Linked DNA regions of Homo sapiens: all the other regions are linked to region 2. A link is a contact called in ENCODE Hi-C or POLR2A ChIA-PET data. All regions are on one chromosome and are shown on one strand. Each heading gives the region's core, a stretch centred on a gene start or an enhancer-like site at or near the end of the contact. The rest is flanking DNA. Distances are from core to core; before and after follow the strand shown.

Evidence for each region. A loop is a pair of places that touch in the nucleus more often than their neighbours do. ChIA-PET counts read pairs that join two places held with the same protein, here RNA polymerase II (POLR2A). Pooled maps may share reads with other maps.
Region 1: a map with no recorded cell type shows a loop between it and region 2 (4-fold over the local background). The contact joins the promoter of RCC1L here to the promoter of GTF2I in region 2. A Hi-C loop is called at or near these places in 1 of 37 single-sample maps with no recorded cell type and 1 of 50 pooled maps. POLR2A ChIA-PET finds 5 or more read pairs at or near these places in 1 of 52 experiments (BJ).
Region 3: a loop to region 2 is called in a pooled map, with 4 times the contacts of the local background. The contact joins the enhancer-like site here to the promoter of GTF2I in region 2. A Hi-C loop is called at or near these places in 2 of 50 pooled maps. POLR2A ChIA-PET finds 5 or more read pairs at or near these places in 3 of 52 experiments (WTC11, activated T-cell and naive thymus-derived CD8-positive, alpha-beta T cell).

What each region holds. Positions count from the first base shown.
Region 1 is chr7:75,071,580-75,075,361 of GRCh38, reverse strand. RCC1L (RCC1 like) reads left to right here and starts at 1,560. Exons shown (of 11, transcript NM_030798.5): 1 at 1,560-1,948. The coding sequence starts at 1,625. RefSeq lists a silencer at 1,655-1,874.
Region 2 is chr7:74,656,206-74,660,121 of GRCh38, reverse strand. GTF2I (general transcription factor IIi) reads right to left here and starts at 2,404. Exons shown (of 35, transcript NM_032999.4): 1 at 2,054-2,404. RefSeq lists enhancers at 245-474, 2,425-2,474, 2,495-2,614 and silencers at 1,245-1,764, 1,835-2,124, 2,145-2,324, 2,695-2,854.
Region 3 is chr7:75,044,365-75,048,352 of GRCh38, reverse strand. All of the region lies in intron 10 of RCC1L (RCC1 like), which reads left to right. Among named protein-coding and RNA genes, the nearest start is that of RCC1L, 27 kb to the left of the region's middle. RefSeq lists an enhancer at 1,955-2,454. Within about 2 kb of position 1,797, at least 8 of the 41 ENCODE cell types and tissues checked have a DNase peak (open chromatin) inside an H3K27ac peak, as active enhancers do.

The DNA of each region.
Region 1 (3,782 bases), core at 311-2,810, 420 kb before region 2:
TGAGACGGAGCCTCGCTCTGTCGCCAGGCTGGAGTGCAGTGGTGCGATCTCGGCTCACTGCAACCTCCGCCTCCCGGGTTCAAGCTATTCTCCTGCCTCAGCCTCCCAAGTAGCTGAGACTACAGTGCGTTCCACCACGCCCAGCTAATTTTTGTATTTTCAGTAGAAATGGGGTTTTACTATGTTGGCCAGGATGGTCTCCATCTCTTGACCTCGTGATGTGCCTGCCTTGCCCTCCCAAAATGCTGGGATTACAGGTGTGAGCCACTATGCCTGGCCAATCCATCAGTTTTTTTAGGAGCCAAACAGGTGAACTCAATGGGGAGCTACCCATTGGATAGGAATCACCACCCCTCTGAATCTTTTACATCTTTGAAGGTGGCACTAGCATCTACAATTCCATGTGGCAAACAGTGTGTGTTCTGATTGAATACTGGCTGGGTCGAGACAGGGTAAGGGGACCGATGTGAATGGCTAAGTTTATCTATCCCAAATGGTGGCAGGGAACTTACTACCAGGCGGGTCCATAGACACATTTATTTTTACTTTTATATTTACATTTAATTTAATTTTTTTTTTTTTCAGAGACAGGGTCTCACTCTGCTGTCCTGGCTGGAGTGCAGTGGTGCAATCATGGCTCACTGCAGCCTCGAACTCCTGGGCTTAAGCCATCCACCTGCCTCAGTCTCCTAAGTAGCTGGCACCACAGGTGCACACCATCACGCCGAGCTAATTTTTAAATTTTTTTGTAGAGAAAGGGTCCCACTATTTGCCCAGGCTGGTCTCGAACTCTCAAGTGATTCTCCCACCTTTGTCTTCCAAAGTGCTGGAAGACTGGGTCCGCCGCAGAGAATACATTTCATAGCCCGGGAGACTGGTGGTTTCAGTGCCTTCATGAATTTTACTCCCTGTAGTAAGAGGCTTTCCATGAGCAGTCTTGTGGTCACCACATTTTATTAGTGGGTTTTCCCCAGTCATCTTCCATAAAACAGGCCTGCACAGGCTGGGGGCGGTGGCTTATGCCTGTAATCCCAGCACTTTGGGAGGCCGAGGTGGGTGGATCACTGGAGGTCAGGAGTTCAAAACCAACCTGGCCAACATCGTGAAACCCTGTCTCTACTAAAAATACAAAAATTAGCCGGGCGTGGTGGCGTACGCCTGTGGTCCCAGCTACTCGGGAGGCTGAGACACGAGAGTCACTTGAACCCAGGAGGGGGAGGTTGCAGTGAGCCTGTCGATAGGTTTGAGGGGACCTGGGCAGGGGATGCGAAGGCAGCAGGGAATCGTCCACTCCAGCTCGCTGTCGCTGGAGGACGGCCTGGGGCGGCGTGGGAGCAGACCGGAGCGGAGACGGCTGCAGCAAGGCCAGGTAAGAAATGTCGCGGGGCAATAGCAAGGGAGCAAAACAGGACACGCAGTTTCGCTAAGGGACAAGAATCCTAATCCCGCCCCTAACCCCGCCCCTCACCATCGCCACGCCACGCCTCCCTGAGCCTTGGGCTGCCGTCAGCGCCTTTGCCTTCAACCAGGAGTAAAAGTGGCCGTAGCCTCTTCCGGCGAGGACTGGTGTTAAGGGTCACGCAAGATGGCGGCGCCCAGAGGCTGCTGAGGCGCGGAACGGAGGATGGCGCTGGTGGCGTTGGTGGCTGGGGCTCGGCTGGGGCGGCGGCTGAGCGGGCCGGGGCTGGGGCGAGGGCACTGGACGGCGGCCGGGCGCTCCCGGAGCCGGCGCGAAGCGGCAGAAGCCGAGGCGGAGGTGCCCGTGGTCCAGTACGTGGGCGAGCGCGCTGCCCGCGCCGATCGCGTCTTCGTGTGGGGCTTCAGCTTCTCGGGGGCGCTGGGCGTGCCTTCCTTTGTGGTGCCCAGCTCCGGGCCCGGGCCCCGCGCCGGCGCCCGACCGCGCCGCAGGATCCAGCCCGTGCCCTATCGCCTGGAGCTGGACCAAAAGGTGCAGGCCGCGGCTTCCTCCTTCTCTCCTTCTCTCTCTTCCGCGCTCCCGGCCTCCCTCGACCTGTTCGGCTCTCTTCAAGAAGTTGGCTCCTCTGGGTGGACAGACTTCCGGCAGGACGACCCTCGAGCTGGCTGCAAGCCCAGGAGGGGAAGGCGTTAGGGGTGGCCATCAACATTTATTGGGTGGCAGTGCCAGATGTTGTGCCGGGTCGTGTCATTCGCTTAGCACCCAGTGAGTCGACAGTTATTCCCAATTACAGGGAAGGAAGGGGAGGCCCAGAGAGGTTGAGGCCCGAGGCCCCACCGCTGCTAGCTGTTTATATGCGGTGGAATTCTCACTCAGGCCAGCGTGACTGCAGGAGTTCTGATGTTAGGAAAGCAAAATTCAAAAGTCCATTGAAAATGTATACCAGCTGAGGTGTTTCAATGAACAACTCAGAAAGGGGATTTTTTTGTTTTAATTTATTTTTTAGAGACAGGGTCTCGCTCTGTCGCTCAGGCTGGAGTGCAGTGGTGTCATCATAGCTCACTGCAGCCTCGACCTCCTGGGCTCAAGAGATCGTCCTGCCACCTAGCCCGGCAAATTTTTGTATTTTTAGTAGAGATGGGGTTTCGCCATGTTTGCTAGACTGGTCTTGAACTGAACTCAAGCGATCCGCCCGCCTTGGCCTCCCAAAGTGCTGGGATTACAGGCGTGAGCCACTGTGCCTGGCTGAAAGAGGATTGATTTTAAAATCAAACCATCTTTGGTCTATATCCAACCTCACTGGAAGCCCCGGTTTTCTCATCGGGTCAGTGAAGGGAGGATTGATGAGAGTGTAGTTAAAACACCCAACAAAGACCTTGGGGTTGTCACTGTGTTAAATTCACAGTAGCTGTAGTACTGAGTTTTCCTTTTCATGGTAATAGCCTGAGTACGTAACGGTGTAGTGTCAGTGAAAAGCATGCAGTCAAGTTACTCAACCTTTAGAAGCCACACTTTCTCATCTGCCTTATACTACTGCTAACAGCAATAAGAAATAGAAAATATAATAACAAAAGCAATAACAAAAACTAAACAACAACAACAAAAAGCATACAATATAGGCCAGGTGCGGTAGCTCATGCCTGTAATTTCAGCACTTTGGGAGGCCAAGGCAGGAGGATCATTTGAGTTCAAGAGTTTGAGACCAGCCTGGGTAACACAGTGAGAACTCATCTCTCTGTCTCTCTCTCTCTCCATATATATATATATATATATATATATATATGTATATGTATATGTATATGTATAAATTTAAAATACAAAATAGAGTACAAAATATAGGTTTGTTTTTTTTTTTTGATCTGGCTCTGTTGCCCAGGCTGGAGTACAGTGGCGTGATCATGGGTCACTGCAGCCTCGACCTCCTGGATTCAAGTGATCCTCCTGCTTCAGCCTCCCATGTAGCTGGGACCAAGCTTAAATTTTGATTTTTTCATAGAGACAGGTTGTCACTTTGTTGCCTAGGCTCAAAATATAGCTCTTACCTTGAGATGGGTACTATTCCCTATAAGGGCTTTAGCTATATTAACTCGTTTAGTCTTCACAACAGCTTAGTGAGAGAGATGGTACTATTATCATCTTTACTTTTTAGAGAAGGAGAAACAGATATAGAGGTAAAGTAATCTATCTCAGATCACACAGTTGGTAAGGATGGGGCCAGGATTCAAAACTAAGGAGATCTGTCAACTTACCTACCGCGCTAAGAGATGGTGGTGTTTTTTGTTTTGTTTTGTTTTGTTTTGTTTTTGAGACAGAGTCTTATTCTGTCACCCAGGCTGGAATGCAGTGGCGCCATCTTGGCTCACTG
Region 2 (3,916 bases), core at 1,155-3,654:
TGTCATTCCAGCCAAAAGACCAAGATCTCAAGGAGGAGGAGAAACGAAAGCCAAGGTAGCAGCCACAGAAAAATCCTGTAGCAGGAAATAAAATCGGTCATCCCACACCACAGGCCTCAGCCTGGGGAGAAGACCCCGCCTCCGCAGGGCACTCTACCTGCACGTTCTCATTTGCAAACTAACTTCCCCTTTTGTTCCCTGAAGGACTGGAGACTTCTCCTCTGCACTGTTGGCTGATCAAGCCATTGTCTGCGGCAAAGTTGAATTTAAAAGAGATGAGGCCCAGCGTGGTGGCTCAAGCCTGTACTCCCACCACTTTGGGAGGCCTAAACGGGAGGATCACCAGAGTCCAGGAGTTCCCGACCAGCCTAGGCAACACAAGAAGACCCCATCTCTAAAAAAAAATTTTAAATTAGCCAGGCGTGACCCAGGGCGGTGGCTCACGCCTGTAATCCCAGCACTTTGGTGGCAGGCCGAGGCGGGCCGATTGCTTTCAGCTTGATTCAAGAGTTGGAGACCAGCCTGGCCAACATGGTGAAACGCCATCTCTACTAAAAATACAAAAATTAGCCGGGCGTGGTGGGCACGCCTGTAATCCCAGCTACTCAGGAGGCTGAGGCAGGAGAACGGCTTGAACCCGGGAGGCAGAGGTTGCAGTGAGCCGAGATCACACCAGTGCACTTCAGCCTGGGCCACAGAGTGAGACTCCATCTCAAAAAAAAAAAAATTAGCAGGGCATGATGGCATGCGCCTGTAGTCCCAGCCACTGAGGAGGCTGAGGCAGGAGGATCGCTGGAGCCCAGGTGTTGGAGGCTGCAATGTGCTATGATTGTGCCACTCTGCGCTTCAGCCAGGGCAACACAGAGAGACCCTGTTTCTAAAAAAAAAAAAGAAAATTAAGCCGAAAGCGATGGCTCACACCTGTAATCCCAGCACTATGGGGGGCCAAGGTGGGAGGATCGCTTGAGCCTAGGAGTTCAAGACCAGCCTGGGCAACAAAGTGAGAACGCATCTCCACAAATAATTTTTTTTAAAAAAAGGAGGTCAGTAGTCAGCAAGAGCTGCGCATCGCCAAGAGTGGACACTACTCCAACAGCACCCCACCTGTGAACATCCCCAGCCGCAAATCAGCGCAAATCCATAACCTAGGGAGGACAAAATTCGCTACACGAAAAAGCAAAAGCTGGATTAAGAAAAAGTGGAGAAGTCGGGGAGCGGGAAGGAGACAGCTTTTTCCATTTCATTTTCCTTCTTCCTCTGCACTCCCGTCGTCTGGGTGCTGGCTGAACCCAGACGGCTTAATTTTCATGGCCTAAAGCTGAAGTTTTCCTTCCGGTCATTGTGTTTATTTCCCCCAAAGAACAGGCCCCGCGGGGCAGGCGCGCCGGGCCGGCCCGGGACAAAGCCCACTGCGGACTCCACCTGGGAGCGGGGCGGGGCGGGGGACAGCGCTCCCGCTCCCCCGCCCGCCGCAGTTACCAGGCAACGCGCGGCCCCGCCCCCGCGCCGGTTGGCCAATCCCGCGCGTCTGCTGCCCCGGCGCAGGAGCCCCAGATACACCAGGCGAGCGCGACCCCACGACGGCTCGGGCCTGGCACCGCGCGCGCCCCCGCACCGCCTAGCCGGCCAATCAGCGCGGCGGGGCATGCGCAGCCCGCAGGGCCGCTCGCTCGCTCGCGCGCGGGATCGCACGCGCGAGGCGCCCCCCCACCGCACGCCGGTCGGCGCGCGCGCCCCTCCCCCACGCGCACTGAGGCGCGCGCGTGCCACTGTCGTCCCCCGCGACCGCGTCCGTGCCGCCCCACCCCCATCGCCTCGTTTCGGCCACTGCCAAGGCCGGCGGGGCTCGAGACCCGGCGAGGCGGTGGGGGTGGGGGTAGGGGGAGGCGGCACGGGCGCCCCCCAAGGCCCCACACCGCGCGCGGCGGGCCGCGGCTCCCAGGCCCCTGTCCCTGCAGGCCCCGGCGGGGCAAAGTCTCTAATAAAGGCCCCCGCTCGCAATGGCCCCCGAGGCGGGGGCGGGGGGCGCGGGGATGAGGCGAGAGGGACTCACCCGAGTGCGGCCGCCTCCAGGCAGCTCCGGGGCCGGGGGTGCCGAGGGGAGGCGAGTGTGGGCCGCGCGCGGGCTGCGGCCGCCGCGGAGCAGCCTCGGCTGAGGGGAGCTGGCGAGCGGACGGGAGGCGAGAGGGGGCGAGGGGCCCGTGCGTGTCGGTCGCGCTCCTGTCACCGCCGCATGGCCGCCCCGCAGGCAGGGCCTCGCTCAGCGCCTTGATCCGATCACTGGGGGACAGAGGCAGAGGCCGGGGTGACCGCGGCAGGCGGGCGGCCGCGGCTGGAGAGCGCGTGCGGGGAAGCGGGGGGGCGACCGGTGGCCCCTTTTCTCTGCTCTCCCAGCTTCTCTCTCACCCTCCTCCTCCTCCTCCTTTTTTTTTTCTTTTTTTTCTTTTTTTTTTTTTTTTTTTTTTTTTTTGTTCCTCGAAGGCGCGTTGCGCCTGCGCATCCGCAGCGCCGCCCAGCGGGAGTTGTAGTTTCGGATGCGTTCCCCGTCAACGCGGCGGCGGCGGTCGTGGACTACAACTCCCAGGAAGCACCGCGCCGGCTAGCCCCGAACCCGAGGACGAGGCAAGCGCGGCGCCCGGCCCTCTCCAGCAAGGGCTGTCAATGGAGGCGAGGGTGGTGGGAGCGAGAACATGGCTGCACCTGGGGCCTGCGCGGCCGCCCGGGTGGGGGAGGGGAGCCGGGGTGCAGAAACGGAAATCTGGACGGGTGGTGGCTCCGGCGTCGTCCCCACCGAGCGCCAGCCGCCGTCCAAGTCCGCCACTTGCTCTTGCACCCCACATTCCTTGCAAATTGCGAGGCAGGGAAGCTGCAAAAGCCGGGGAGCCCCGGGCTGGGCCGTCGCCCTCCTTGCTCTGCAAAAGGGGAGTCCTTCCGCCTTGCACCACCCTCCAGGACACAAAGAACTCCTCTCTAGTGTTTTCCAAGCTGGCCTCCAAAGAGACCGTTGCCCCCAAGTTCGGACAGGCGAGAGGGGAGGAGACCTTGTGTTTTAATTCCTCCCCCAGACCCTCCGCCTCTATCTCTCCCTCAGGATTTGGAAGGAAACTTGCAAGGGAGTGGGAGCAGAAATCCTGACTCGTAGCTCCTGTTTTGTTCTGTCAACCGCGATGCGATTTAACTCAAACTCCTCCCCCTACCACTATTTTTTGCTTCTCAACTTGAATTAGCCGGTGGGTTTTGAAAATGGAGAGACATTACTGTTCACCTAAGTTAAACTCCAAAACTTTACAACCCCGAGGCCGACGATTTTTAGATGTTTATGTAAAGCACGAGATTGAGTGGTTTTTTGATTCCCGCCCGCCCCCCCACCCAGTACCACCCACTGGGGATTCGGGCCACGACGGCCATCCTCCCCCCACCCGCCGCTTCTCGGTAGGTGGCGACCACGACGCTTTTTCCAGCCTCCAAGCCTTTGTCGCTAGCGAGAAAACTTTCCGAGCAGCCAGTCTTTTGATGTGGGTTCCAAAAACCTTTCCTTTCAATCTGGGTTCTCCGATTGGCATTCCCCATCGTCTCTCTTGCACAGACCGCACCCAATAAAGCCTCCTCTAGAATTTTCATGTTGGATTTTTTTTGAAAAATACATGGAGAGCGTAAAGCTCACCGGAGAAGCAATCTGATTACAGAAGCCTGAATTTTTGCGATTTCCCGGACAATGTCTAGGATCCCTTCGGTCCTTGCCTAATAAGATTGTGACTCTCCTTTGTCGATTGTCTCGAAAGTCATTCATTAAGTTTGCACAAGAGCAACTTTCTTTTTGCACTTGTATTTCATTGACATTTAGTAATATTTAATTAAATTCTCTATTCCCAATACCACGTGCCACTGGCATATATTTAGGAACAAATTTAACTCT
Region 3 (3,988 bases), core at 548-3,047, 390 kb before region 2:
GCTCGCTGACTTCTAGCCTCGCTTATACGACTCCTTCCATAGCCCTGGGTCTTAGGTGGTGGTTCTTTTTTTTTTTTTTTTTTTTTGAGGCGATGTCCTGCTTTGTCACCCAGGTTGGAGTACAGTGGCACAATCTGGGCTCACTGCAACCTCCGCCTCCCGGGTTCAAGCGATTCTCTTGCCTCAGCCTCCCCAGTAGCTGGGATTACAGGCATGTGCCACCATGCCTGGCTAATTTTTGTATTTTTAGTAGAGATGAGGTTTCACCATGTTGCCCAGGCTGGTCTCAAACTCCTCACCTCAGGTGATCCACCTGCCTCGGCCTCCCAAAGTGCTGGGATTACAGGTGTGAGCCACTGCTCCTGGCCGGTGGTTCTTTTTTTTTTTTTTTTTTTTTTTTTAATTATTGGCCAGGCGCTATGGCTCATCTCTATAATCCCAGCACTTTGGGAGGCCAAGATGGGCAGATCATGGGGTCAGGAGTTCGATACCAGCCTGACCAACATGGCGAAACCCCGTCTCTACTAAAAATACAAAAATTAGCCAGGCGTGGGGGTGCACGCCTGTAATCCCAGCTACTCAGAAGTCTGAGCAGGAGAATCACTTGAACCTAGGAGGCGGAGGTTGCAGTGAGCCGAGATTGCGCCACTGCACTCCAGCCTGGGCGACAGAGTGATACTCTGTCTCCAAAAAATATATATATATAATTTTATTTATTCATCTGTGTATGTACCCACCTAGGTGGTTCTCACAATGCAGGAGAGGAGTACAAGTTAAAAGCCGGGCACAGGCCAGGCATGGTAACTCAACGCCTATAATCCCAGCGCTTTGAGAGGCTGACGCGAAAGGATTGCTTGAGGCCAGGAGTTCAAGACCAGCCTGGGCAACATAGTGAGACTCCATCTCTACAAAAAACAAATGACCCAGGTGCAGTGGCGTGTGCCTGTAATCCCAGCTCCCTGGGAGGCTGAGGCAGGAGGATCACTTGAGCCCAGGAGTTGGAAGCTGCAGTGAGCTATGATCACACCACTGCGCTCCAGCCGGGGGCAACAGAACAAGACCTTGTCTCTAAACAAAAATTTAAAAATACAAAAGCGGCCGGGCGCAGTGGCTCACGCCTGTAATCCCAGCACTTTGGGGGTGCCGAGGCGGGCGGATCACGAGGTCAGGAGTTTGGGACCAGCTTGGCCAACATGGTGAAACCCTGTCTCCACTAAAAATACAAATATTAGCCAGGTGTGGTGGCGCATGCCTGTAATCCCAGCTACTTGGGGGGCTGAGGCAGGAGAATTGCTTGAACTTGGGAGGCGGAGGTTGCAGTGAGCCGAGATCGTGCCACTGCACTCCAGCCTGGGTGACAGAGCGAGACTCCGTCTCATTGAAAAAAAAAAAATAGAAAAGCTGGTGCCATTGAACTGCAGAGCTGGGCGCCGGAGTAGTCTCCCTTTCTCTGGCTCTCTTGTCCCCACGAAGGACTCACCGCCCAGGGTTCCTTCTTCCCGCACCCCCGTCTTTCACCTGGTGGGCGTTCGTTTTAGCAACTTGTAATTGTGGATAGGGATGTTCCTAAATGGATTCTGCTGAGACTTTTAAGAGAGTCACCAAGGCTAAATATGGTTCTGGTTTTTGGAACTGTTTCCCTCAGCAGCGGAGTTGTGAGTGTAAATTGGCTTAGAAGAAAAACGCCATTTAACCTTGCCTAGGACAAAAATAAAACATGGCTGAGGGCAGTCTCCTCTTGGACTCAGTTCAGAGACCGTGTGAGATTGTCCGCCAGGGGGAGCTGGAACCTTGGGGAGCCTCCCGCTGGTCCCTAGGGCTGGCTCCCAGGAGCCGGGCCCTTGCTGCCCAGGCCACCCGCAGCAGAGACCATCGTGGCTTCCTTTGCTTTGGGCTTGAATGGCCAGAGCCCTCGGGGAGCAAGGACCTGGGGGCTTAAGTGCAGCCGTGAGGAAGCGCACTGTCCCGGGAAAGGTAAATAAAGTGCTCCCTAATGGCTGGGGAGGTTGCTAAGAGGCGGTCGGGGCCCAGTCCCTGCAGAGGCAGCCTGTTTTCTTCTCCGGCCAGCCTCTCAGGCTTTCTGCATCGACGTGCCTTTGCGATTCACTGGGCCCCGTTCTTGTTTGTTTAGTGATTCCTGTAATAGGTTCTGCTAAAGACATTCATTTGTTTAGGGACAGGGCTGGGGGATGACAGCATGACTTGGTTTCTAGCATCCATCTGCTGTGGCCAGGAGTCCCTAATGGTCTTGTCTCCTGGCGTAGGTGCAAAGCTCCGGGGTCGGCGCCTGCCGCCTCTCGGCTTTTAGGGCCAGGCCATCTGGATTAGGCGGTTTCCCTCTTAAGCTCGGTAAACTCCACAGACTGTGACAGATCCCCTTTCCAGCTGTCACACCACCTGGCTGCATGCTGCCACCAGGGGAGGGTGGTCGAATTCGGATCTGGTCAGTAGATCAAGTGCCAGCATCCTGGCAGGGGTCTTCCGGCCAAGCCAGGCAGGGTCACTTTCTTTGCAGTTGGCACTTAAGAAAGGAAGAGAAGGCCAGGTGCAGCGGCTCACGCCTGTAATCCCAGCGCTTTGGGAGGCCAAGGCAGGTGGCTCACGAGGTCAGAAGATCAAGACCATCCTAGCCAACATGGTGAAACCCCATCTCTACGAAAAATACAAAAATTAGCTGGGCATGGTACTGCATGCCTGTAATCCCAGCTACTTGGGAGGCTGAGGCAGGAGAATCGCTTGAACCAGGGAGTCGGAGGTTGCAGTGAACTGAGATTGCGCCACTGCACTCTAGCCTGGTGACAGAGCGAGACTCCGTCTCAAAAAAAAAAAAAAGAGAGATGCATATCTGCTTCTTTGCATAAAGAACCTCTGGAAGGCCAGGCCTGGGGATCACACCTGGAATCCCAGCACTTCGGGAGGCTGAAGCAGGAGAATCACTTGAGCCCAGGAGTTCGAGACCAGCCTGGGCAACATGGCAAGACCCTGTCTCTACAAAAAATACAAAAATAAGCTGAGCATAGTGGTGCATGCCAGTAGTCCTAGCTACTTGGGAGGGTGAGGTGGGAGGATAGCTTGAGCCCAGGAGTTCGACATTGTAGTGCGAGCTATGATTGTGTCTCTATAATCCAGCCTCGGCAACATAGTGAGACCTCTGTCTCTACAAACAAACAAACAAAATTAGCCAGGCATGGTGGCACGTGCCTGTAGTCCCAGCTACTTGGGAGGCTAAGGCGGGAAAATCACTTGAGCCCAGGAGGTTAAGCCTGCAGTGATTGCACCACTAGACTCCAGCCTGGGCAACAAAGTGAGACTCTGCCTCTTTTTTGTTTCTGAGCCAGAGTCTTGCTCTGTTGCTCAGGCTGGAGTGCAATGGCGTGATCTCGGCTCACTGCAACCTCTGTCTCCTGAGTTCAAGCAATTCTCCTACTTTAGCCTCCTGAGTAGCTGGGATTACAGGCGCCTGCCACCATGCCCAGCTAATTTTTGCATTTTTAGTAGAGACGGGGTTTCACCATGTTGGCCAGGCTGGTCTCAAACTCCTGCCCACCGCGGCCTCCCAAAGTGCTGGGATTACAGGCGTGAGCCACTGCGCCTGGCCTAGACCCTGTCTCTTAAAACAAAAACAAAACAAACCTCTGGAAAGTTAATAAGAAATCAGTTAAAAGTAGTTTTCAGTTCAGAGGCAGATGGGGACTGGGGCAGCTGGTGATAGGTGTGGTAATGAAAGACTTTTTTTTTTTTTTTTTTTTTTTTCGAGACAGAGTCTTGCTCTGTCGCCCAGGCTGGAGTGCAGTGGTGCGATCTCAGCTCACTGCAACCTCCACCTCCCAGGTTCAAGCGATTCTCCTGCCTCAGCCTCCCGAGTAGCTGGGGTTATAGGCGTGCGCCACCACACCCAGATAATTTTTGTATTTTTAGTAGAGACAGGGTTTCACCATGTTGGCCAGGCTGGTCTTGAACTCCTGACCTCAAGTGGAGTCCACCTCAG